Linked DNA regions of Homo sapiens: all the other regions are linked to region 2. Evidence: chromatin contacts called from ENCODE Hi-C or POLR2A ChIA-PET data. All regions are on one chromosome and are shown on one strand. Each heading gives the region's core, a stretch centred on a gene start or an enhancer-like site at or near the end of the contact. The rest is flanking DNA. Distances are from core to core; before and after follow the strand shown. Region 1 holds the start of CACFD1 (calcium channel flower domain containing 1). Region 2 has its middle 19 kb from the start of GBGT1. Region 3 holds the start of AK8 (adenylate kinase 8).

Region 1 (3,114 bases), core at 371-2,870, 320 kb before region 2:
CCAAGAAGGAAGGAGGTGTGGCCTACAGGCCATAGTCAGGACCTTTCCTTTCTCACCACTGACCATGTCACCCCACTGCACTGCCCACCCTAATCTGCAGGGAAAACAGCTAACCAGACATGACAGGACTGGATCCAATGCCTAACTTCAAACCCACCAGTCTCTCCTACAAAGTCAAAAGCGTACTTGCCCTGAAGAGCAGTGACACAAACTCGGGGCCTTTTTGTGATTTGGGGGTAGGGCCTGCCCTACCGTATCCGTTGCCTCTGGATAAGGGCATGCCTAGCGAGGGCAGCACACTCCTAGCCCAGCACCCTCCTGCCTCAACCTCCCTCCACCCTCTACCCACCTGGAAAGGCTGTGGAACCCAAGGTGACCCTGAAAAGGTGGTCCTTCTGGCAGGATTGCTGATGGGGCCTGCCCTGCCCAGGCCCAGAGCTAGCCCTCTCTGCCAGGCAGGCACTGTTTAAAACCTGCAGACATCCTCGACAGACATTCTCTAAGACCTTGCCCACTCCAGTAATCCACAAGATTGAGGGCAGACAGGAAAGGAAAGGGTATCACTCAGACAGACTTGTCTTTCCCTGGAAGGCCAGCTGTACGGCTTCCATTCACTCCTGGAGCTGACCTGCCTCCCTCTTTGTCCTTTTCTGGCTGTGCTTAAGAGCCTAGCTTCCCTGGCAGCCTAAGGTCAGGGTCTGTGACTGGGATGCGTGCGGAGAAGGGGAGGAAGGCCGGTGACAGGCGGCTAAGGCAGCAGCAACGGGGGAGATATGAGAGCGGACAGAGGACCCAGGGAGAGGCCGGGCCCTCAGCTCACTGCCCCGCGGCCCCAGGGGCCACCTGTGCCCTGACACCACCTGACCCTCAGCAAACTTCCGCCCAGTGGCTTCCTGCCAGAAATCTAGCCAGCCGTGCACCCGCCTCCCTTACAAACAATCCTTGCCCAAAGGTTAGCAATGTGGCTGCCGTCACCTACGCCCAAGTCAACAGTTGACGCTTTAGTACGGGCCAGGTGGGCATGCGCCCCGTGAGCATCACCGAGAAAGTCTCACAAAAGCCCCTGGGGAGCGGGGGGAGGGCTCAGTCACGTGCCCCAGGCCGGTGCCCCACCCCCGCCCCCGCCGCCCCCCCGCCCTGGGGTTTCTGGTCCCTCCGGGAATGTTCCCAGAAGCGCCAGCCCAGCCCAGCCCGGGGTACCAAGGCGCCCAGGCCCGAGCGGGTAACCATGGCAACCCCAGGACGCCGGCTCCCGGCGGCCCCGCCATTCCTCCGCCCCGGGAGGCGCCCGGCAGACCCCCGACCCCCAGCGGGTCCTTTCCCCTGGGGCCGCCGGGGCGGGGCGGGGCAGGGCAGGGCGAGGAGCGCATGCGCGGCGGGGCCGGCCCCTCTCCCCGACTGGATACTCACAGACTGCCCCCAGCACCCCAGACAGGCGACACAGCCAGCGGTACCACCACGTCATGCCCTCTTCCTGCGCGGGCGGCGCAGAGCTGGCGGACGCCCCGGGCGCCCCACCTGAGCTGCTCATGGTGCCACCGTCAGGCGCAGCTCACAGCCCTCACAAAGGGCTCGGTAGCCGGCCGCGTCCGAGCCGGCGCGCTGCCTTGTGGGAGAGGGAGCATATTAGCATAGGGGGCGGGGCTTTCAGGCTGCGGCGAGGCGCGCCCGAAGGGAGGCGGGTGCTCATTAACATAGTGAGCGGGACCCTCATGCCGCGACTAGGGGCGTTTGAGGGGAGGTAGGTGCTCATTATTGTAGGGGGCGGGACCCGCAGGCTGCGGCGAGGAGCTGGGGGTGGGGAGCTCGTTAGCATACGGGGCGGGGCTCGCAGGCATCGGAGAGGTGTGCCCGAGGGGGGCGGGCGTCATTAGCGTAGGGGGCGGGGGCTCGCAGTTTGCGGCGACTTGCTCCCAAAGGAGGCGGGCGCTTATTAGCATAGGGGGCGGGGCCTGGAGGCGCGCAGACACCTTAGCGGTCAGAGCCTCACACCAGGACACACGGGTGGGGCTTCGCAGGGAGCTGGCTAATGCGCCATCCTCGGAGTGGAATCCTGATTGGATTTTCTTCCTGGATAGGAAGAAGATAACTAGGGACGTCCAGCGGCTTGCTCAGATCAAGATAGAGCCAACCGCGGCCAGCGAATCCCTGCCTTGCCATGGGATGGGTTTTCAAGCCAGGTCTGGACAGCTTATAAGAAAAAAACGCCGGTCAGCCTGCATGTTTTATTTATTGGTACCCGAGGAAATGGGGGCTGCTTTTCCAGAGTCCCCACCTCCAACCCCCTAGCCTTTTGGACATTGGAGAAGACTCTAAAGTAGATACCTAAGATTGGAAAAAGTTCGAATTGGAAAGCACTGAGACCAGGGGTCAACCCTCCAGGGCTGGCCAGACACGGAACAAATGTTCAATGACCCTCAGGTTCCTTCCTTTCCCTTCCAGGACTGAGGGTCCTGCATCTCCGGTACCCATGATTGGAGGGTCCAGTACTGGCCCCGCAGGCTGGCCTGAGCCTTCAGGAAGCCCTCGCTGAACTCCATCTCAGCCTGGCTGCTCTCTGACTCCCAGTAGAGCACCTGCTGCCCATGGAACGCTGTGGTCCTCAAGCTGTGGGTGTCCCGGATCTGAGAGAAAAGGGGCAGCCCAGAAGGACCGGCCACAAGTAATAATTAGCACTCACGGAAGCCTTCGTGTGCAAGGGCTCACAGATTCCGGATCACATTTAATGCTTACAAAGCCCTACTAGGAATACGCCATTACTCTACCCAGAAAACCGAGGTCCAGGGACGTTACATCACTTCCCCAAGGACACACAGTCAGGGTGCCAGAGCGGGGCCAGGCTGCCTCCTCTGGGGAAGCTGATACCCTGCAGAACACAGTTCTCCCAGGACACTTGAAACCTCGGGGAGGGTGCAGGGTGCTATTCTGTCCAAGTTATATCAGACTGTAAAATTATGCTTCAGTCTTGGGTTAGCTGTCAGTCTACATCAGAAAGGTCTTTACCATTCTTTACCATTTCGCTTTTTTTTTTTTTTTTTTTTTGAGACAGAGTCTCACTCTGTTGCCCAGGCTGGAGTGCAGTGGTGCGATCTGGGCTTAGTGCAACCTCCACCT
Region 2 (2,861 bases), core at 152-2,651:
GAGGCAGCTAACAGGTTTTGTAGTATTGTCTCACATTAGCGTGGTGATGTCCCCAGGAAGTAGACGTTAGAACCATCCCCATTGTGCAGGTCAGGAGACTGGGGAGGCCCTGAAAGGCACAATGGCTAGTTTGGGGTCACAGAACTGGCAAGAGGCAGGAGCTTGGTGACCCAGATGGCTTCCCCTCTCTGAGCCTCAGGGGCTGGGAGCATGAGAACACACTGGTTGGCTGTCCCAGCTCCCAGGGTGGCTGTGAGTACCTGGAAGTGCCCCTTGTCTCCCCTCACACATCTGCCATCACTCTCCCCATTTCCTTAACCCCCAGCACTGCTGCCACTTGATTTTTACGAACATCTGAATATGACGAACATACAGATTTTTACGAACATCTGAATATGACGAAGTAGCAAAGGTGGATATTCACTCATTCATTTCGTATCTGTCTCCTGGGCCCAGGCCATGCCGGGGCGGGGGGTGGGGGTAACAAGAATCCGGGGAGTTGCCAGGGGAAGGGGAAGTGCTCATCTGGGGAGTGCGTGGGCACAGAGAGATTCCAGAAGGAGGTGTCCTGTGGTCGTGGTTGATTCGTGGAGGGGAGGTGTGGTGATGGCACAGAGGGTGATGACTGGGACCAGTGTCTATCGGGTCAGCTTCCTGGGCTGCTGTCACAAAGTGCTGGGTGGCTCAACACAACAGAAATGTATTCTCTCACAGTTCTAAAGGCCAGAAGTCCAAAATCCAGGGGTCAGCAAGGCCATGCTGTCTCTGAAGGTTCTAGGAGAGGATACTTCCTTGCATCTTCCAACCTCTGGTGGCTGCCAGTTTCCTTGGCATTCGTTCCTGGTTTTGTAGACGTGTGACTGCAAACTGTGCCTTCATCAGTTCGTGTCTGTCCGCCTGTGCGTGTCTGTCCAATTTTCCCTGTTATCATAAGGATAGCAGTCATTGGATTAAGGCCCACCCTAATCCAGTATGACCTCATCCGGATTCTATCCGCACAGACCCTATTTCCAAATAAGATCTCATTCACGGGTACCAGAGATCTTTTTGTTCAGGGACACAGTTCAACCCGTAACAGGAGTATTGGGAATGATCCCCCTCCCAAAGGCCGGGTACCCGCGTGCCTACGGGGACTAGGGGAGCAGCGGGGAGTCGGAAGACATCGCAGGAACCCAGCCCCCAGCCAGGGGGTGTGGGGGCGTGAGCGGAGCCCGCCTGCTCCTCAGCTTGGCGCGCTCTGGCGGCAGCACCAGCAGGTGGCGCTGTGCCCTCCCGTGCGGCCGCCCAGCCCGGCGCGGAGCTGCCGCAGACAAAGGTCTCGCTTTCGGGTCGCGAGGAGCTTGCGCACAGCTGTAAACAGGCCAGGGGCACGGCCACCTCATGGGTGACACACACGGGAGGAAATCAAACCAGGCGGGGCCGAGGCGGGGTGACTGGGTGGCGACTTTGCGTCGGAGGCCGGCGGGGGGCGGAGGAGGAGGTGACAGGGGTGGCGAGGAGGACCATGGTTTGCAGACCGTGGTGTCAGCGGGGCGGAAAGGAAGGCAGGGAGGAGGGATAGGGGACCTGCGAGGCTGCAGGGGCCAGGAGTTTGCCTTTCGTTTGGTTCCTCGCCTGCAAGCTGAGCCGGCCTTTCTCAGGCCTCTCCAGAGGCCGTGCGGCTGATGACACTGCGGTTTGCAGATAGCTCTCCTGTTACTGCAGGCCCAGGTCTGCGGGTGCTCGGAAGGCAGCCCTGGGCACGGGTGGGCTGTCTGTGCAGATAGAGACTTGAGGGGTCCTTCCCCCCAACCCCAGCCCCAGACCCTGCCTCAGGGGAGCTGGGATGCCTGAGGTGGTCCTGCTGCTCCTGGTGGGGGTCAGCACAGCCCCTCAGAGGCGCCTTTGATATACAAAGGGGCGAGGCAGTGTGGGGCTGAGGAGCAGGGGTCAGGTCCCCGCCATGGAGCTGCTCACATGGCATCAGCGAAAGGGAGCGGAGTGCACAGCGGGCCGCTGGCCCAGGAGTGGAATGAGTGGAAGCCATTCCTTTATTTTATTATTATTATTATTATTATTATTATTATTATTGTTGTTGTTGTTGTTATTATTATTATTATTATTATTATTATTATTATTGAGACAGGGTCTTGCTCTGTGGCCCAGGCTGCAGTGCAGGGGCCAGATCACGGCTCACTGCGTCCTCGACCTCCTGGGCTCAGACCTCCAGAGTAGCTGGGGCGGCAGGTGCACGCCAACACTCCCAGCTAATTTTTGGATTTTTTTTGTAGAAACAGTTTCACCATGTTGCCCAGGCTGGTCTCAAACACCTGGGCTCAAGGGATTCCCCCCGCCTCGGCCTCCCAAACTGCTAGGATTAAAGGCTTGAGACACTGCATCCAGCAAGAGGCCATTTCTTACTGTCACCTCCCTACCCGCACAAGGCCCTCCCACCACCTCCTCGCTCACCGAGCTACCAGGCCCGCCCCTGAGGCTGCTGGTCCTTGACAGTTGGTTCAGCGATTGATTCACACAGCAGATACTGGCCTCTGTACACCTGGCTGGCGCTGGGTGCCTGGCCTGTGGGAAGCACCCTGGCTTCTGTGGAAGGCTCAGGGGTATGGGGCAGACAGATCTTGTGGAGAAGGCATGGGCTGCGAGCCTGGGGACCTGGATTCAGTGGCCACTCTGCCATCAGTGGCGTGGTCAGTCACCATTGCACGCTAGCCACAGGACTATTCTCCACAGAGTCCTTCCCTCTGTCCCCTGCTGCAGAGGTGCCTGGTGATGACAGCCAGCCTGTAGGCCTTGTGCTAAAGTGTCCCTTGTATCTGCTCAGCACTCTGCAAGATAAGTGCCACTGCCATCCTCACTTCCAGGTG
Region 3 (2,843 bases), core at 185-2,684, 270 kb after region 2:
ATGAGAAAAGAAGCCCAGAAAGGGGAAGTGACTCACCCAAAGTTACCCAGCCAACCACTCCTCATTGTTCTAATCCTCCAACTTCTCATCTGTAAAATGGGAATGAAGGTGCCTATTTCACAGGATTGTTGGAACGATTAAATGAGATACTACTACTAATAGTAGCCCCATATATTGTGTGCTTACTGCATGCCAATTACTCTCCAATACATTAGCTCCTGAAATCCTTCAGCAGTTCCCTCTTCACAGGGCAGGAAAGTGAGGCACGGAGCAAGCAGAGAGTTTGCCAAGCTCACACAGTAAGAAGCGGAGCCAGAACTTGAAGCTGGGGCTGTCTGCATTGACTGTGCCATTTTCCCTCTCCATAAGGTACAGAGACAACAGAATTTTGCCGAGAGCACAAAGAGTTCAACAAACTCTTACAGCTCCTACGATTAACGGCAACAGACAAGAGCTAGAGATCCCAATTCAGTGTTGCGACTAATAAAATATCAAGCTGCCCCGTACCACTGGGAATTCATACGACTTAAAAAGCTCCGTCTCCAGCGCGAACCTTCCCCTCGCCCCCACCCCGAGACAGCTGTGCAGGCCCCTCCATCCTCCGGACCCCTCCATCTTTCCATCCTCCACCCCAGCTTCCAGTTTCTGACCCAGAGGCCGGGGTGGGGTCCGAGTGGGCCCACCCACACTCATCCCTGTTTACCCTTGCTTGTCCTAGAGCGCTCTTCGCTCCACGGAGCACCCAGAGAAGTTGGAGTGACTCCGTGAGTGTCGGTGCCCCGGAGGGTGGGGAGGCCCGTTCCAGGACTTGGGAGGCGAGGGTGGGTGGGGACGTCGGGCGAGAAGGGGCGGGGCCGCGGGCGTGATTGTTACCGCCGGTGCCATAGCAATCGGGTCACTTGGCGGCTTGGCCAGAGCCGGGGAGCTGGGAGGGGTCTACCGGGGCTCGACTCTAGGAGTTGGGCTGAGGATTTCCACCCGATCCTCGAACCTCCGGCCCATCTCATGGACGCCCCTCCCCCTTCAAACACCCTCCCCCACATTTATTCCCGCGTCTGTTTTAAAGATGGGTAAACTGAGGCACAGGGAGCCGGGCCGGGGAGCACTGACAGAACCAGAAGCAGGTTCTGCCTCCCGTCCCCTCGGAGGGCCGACTTGCCCCTTCTGGGTTTCGTCGGGGGTCTCAGATACGAGGAGGCCCAGCTGGAAGCCACCTGAGGGTGTCCCCCGCTAAGATGCGCAAATGGGAAAAGCGAGGCCGGGGTTGGGGAAAGAACTTGCCCGAGCCGCAGAGCGCGTCAGCCGGGGAGGTCGGGGCGGGGGCGACCCGCGCGACCGAGGATCGGGTATCTGGGCCCGGCGCGGAGCCTGCAGGGCGGGGCCGCGGCGCGTGCTGATGACGCAGTCGGCGCGGCGGCCCTAGCGACGCGGTTACTAGGGAGCGGCGAGCCGAGACGGCTACATGGACGCCACTATCGCCCCGCACCGTATCCCCCCCGAGATGCCCCAGTACGGGGAGGAGAACCACATCTTCGAGTTGATGCAGGTGACCGGACACCCCTGCCCGTCGCGACGCTGGCGGCGGCTCGGGAGCCTCCACTGCGACGTCGGGTGCGCGGCCGGGACCCGCAGCTGGGGCCGAGTCGCGCGCCCACGAAGCAGCCCAACTCGGGATGTACGATTCGTGTGTCGCCGTGACCCCGAGGGGGCCCTCGAGCTGGGGACGCTCCTGGTCCTGCCCGGGTTTGCCTCAGGCGGACCCAGGGGGAGGAAGGGGGCCACTCGAGCCGGGATTTGGTCCTGGCTGTGCCGCCAGCGGGCCTTATGGTCTGGAACCAGTCCTTTCCTTTTCTCGGTTTCCCCACCTGTGAAATGCCAGGTTGCAAGAGGTGGTCTCCCAGGGGCTCTCCCGGCGCTGACAATTACCATCTGTCGAATTTGTGGGGAGCCTCTCGGCCCAGGTTTCTGAGGTGGGCATTGTCCGAGTTCAAGCTGGCATCTCCATCCTCAGAGAGGGCCGCCTCTGGGACAGCAGCATCTCCCACCTTGGTCCCTCCTCCTCAGGGCCAGACGTCCCCGGCAGCTCCGAAGCTCTCATTCTGGCTCCAGGCCTGACTGGGCCCCCAGCTCACCGTGTGACTTTGGGCGAGGCCCCGTCCCCGCCAGGGCCCCAGTTTTCCCTTTTGCACGTGGTGGAGGTCAAGGCTTTCAGGAGCTGGAGGGGAAGAACTCTCAGCCACTCAAAGGTTCTGAGAGGCAAGGGGAAGCTGGAGCTCAGTTTTCAGATCATTTGTCTGCTTCCCAGGGTACACCCCATCCCCAGGGGCATGGCATGGAGGGCATAGTGGTGTCTGTGGTCATTTGAGGTTCTGCCCTGCACACTAGACAGCTGAGCCCAGACGAAGAAACCCGTGTCTGCACCTCCATCAAACACATTTCCCTCGGAAAGTGTTAACTGATAGAGGGAGAGCAAGAGATTCCTAAAACTGCTTGAGTGGCCAATCACAAATCAAATAGCTAGCTGGGTTAGAAGTCAGCAGGTCAGGGCAGGATGGGGGATCATCTGGAGCCCTGTTGTCTGCTCTAGAGAACCTGGTGTGTTTTCCACATTGATTGTTGGAGGAATTGCCCAGGAAAGCTTTTATTGATTTTGAAACAGGGTCTTGCACTGCTGCCCAGGCTGGAGTGCAGTGATACAATCATGGCTTACTGCAGCCTTGAACTCCTGGGCTCAAGCAATCCTTCTGCCTTAGTCCCTCCAGAGTAGCCGAGACTACAGGTGCAGGCCACCATACCTGGCTAATGTTTTTTTTTTAATTTTAGTACAGACGAGGTCTTGCTAT

What was found. Hi-C counts contacts between places; a loop is a spot of excess contacts on that map. ChIA-PET counts read pairs that join two places held with the same protein, here RNA polymerase II (POLR2A). Pooled maps may share reads with other maps.
Region 1: a pooled map shows a loop between it and region 2 (6-fold over the local background). The contact joins the promoter of CACFD1 here to the enhancer-like site in region 2. A Hi-C loop is called at or near these places in 3 of 37 single-sample maps with no recorded cell type and 13 of 50 pooled maps. POLR2A ChIA-PET finds 5 or more read pairs at or near these places in 1 of 52 experiments (PC-9).
Region 3: a pooled map shows a loop between it and region 2 (4-fold over the local background). The contact joins the promoter of AK8 here to the enhancer-like site in region 2. A Hi-C loop is called at or near these places in 1 of 168 maps with a recorded cell type or tissue (B cell), 4 of 37 single-sample maps with no recorded cell type and 9 of 50 pooled maps. POLR2A ChIA-PET finds 5 or more read pairs at or near these places in 2 of 52 experiments (OCI-LY7 and activated CD4-positive, alpha-beta T cell).

The regions. Positions count from the first base shown.
Region 1 is chr9:133,458,484-133,461,597 of GRCh38, reverse strand. CACFD1 (calcium channel flower domain containing 1) reads right to left here and starts at 1,620. Exons shown (of 5, transcript NM_017586.5): 1 at 1,411-1,620. The coding sequence starts at 1,531. ADAMTS13 (ADAM metallopeptidase with thrombospondin type 1 motif 13) reads right to left here. Exons shown (of 29, transcript NM_139027.6): 29 at 2,212-2,624. The coding sequence ends at 2,418. RefSeq lists silencers at 1,105-1,404, 1,695-1,794, 1,805-2,024.
Region 2 is chr9:133,142,996-133,145,856 of GRCh38, reverse strand. It overlaps a transcript of RALGDS not described here. Among named protein-coding and RNA genes, the nearest start is that of GBGT1, 19 kb to the left of the region's middle. RefSeq lists silencers at 1,092-1,211, 1,242-1,341 and enhancers at 1,488-2,047, 2,500-2,589, 2,640-2,769. Within about 2 kb of position 1,401, at least 27 of the 41 ENCODE cell types and tissues checked have a DNase peak (open chromatin) inside an H3K27ac peak, as active enhancers do; they include B cell, where a contact is called at or near this core.
Region 3 is chr9:132,876,875-132,879,717 of GRCh38, reverse strand. It overlaps AK8 (adenylate kinase 8), which reads left to right and starts at 1,434. Exons shown (of 13, transcript NM_152572.3): 1 at 1,434-1,546. The coding sequence starts at 1,463. SPACA9 (sperm acrosome associated 9) reads right to left here and starts at 820. Exons shown (of 4, transcript NM_001316897.2): 1 at 704-820.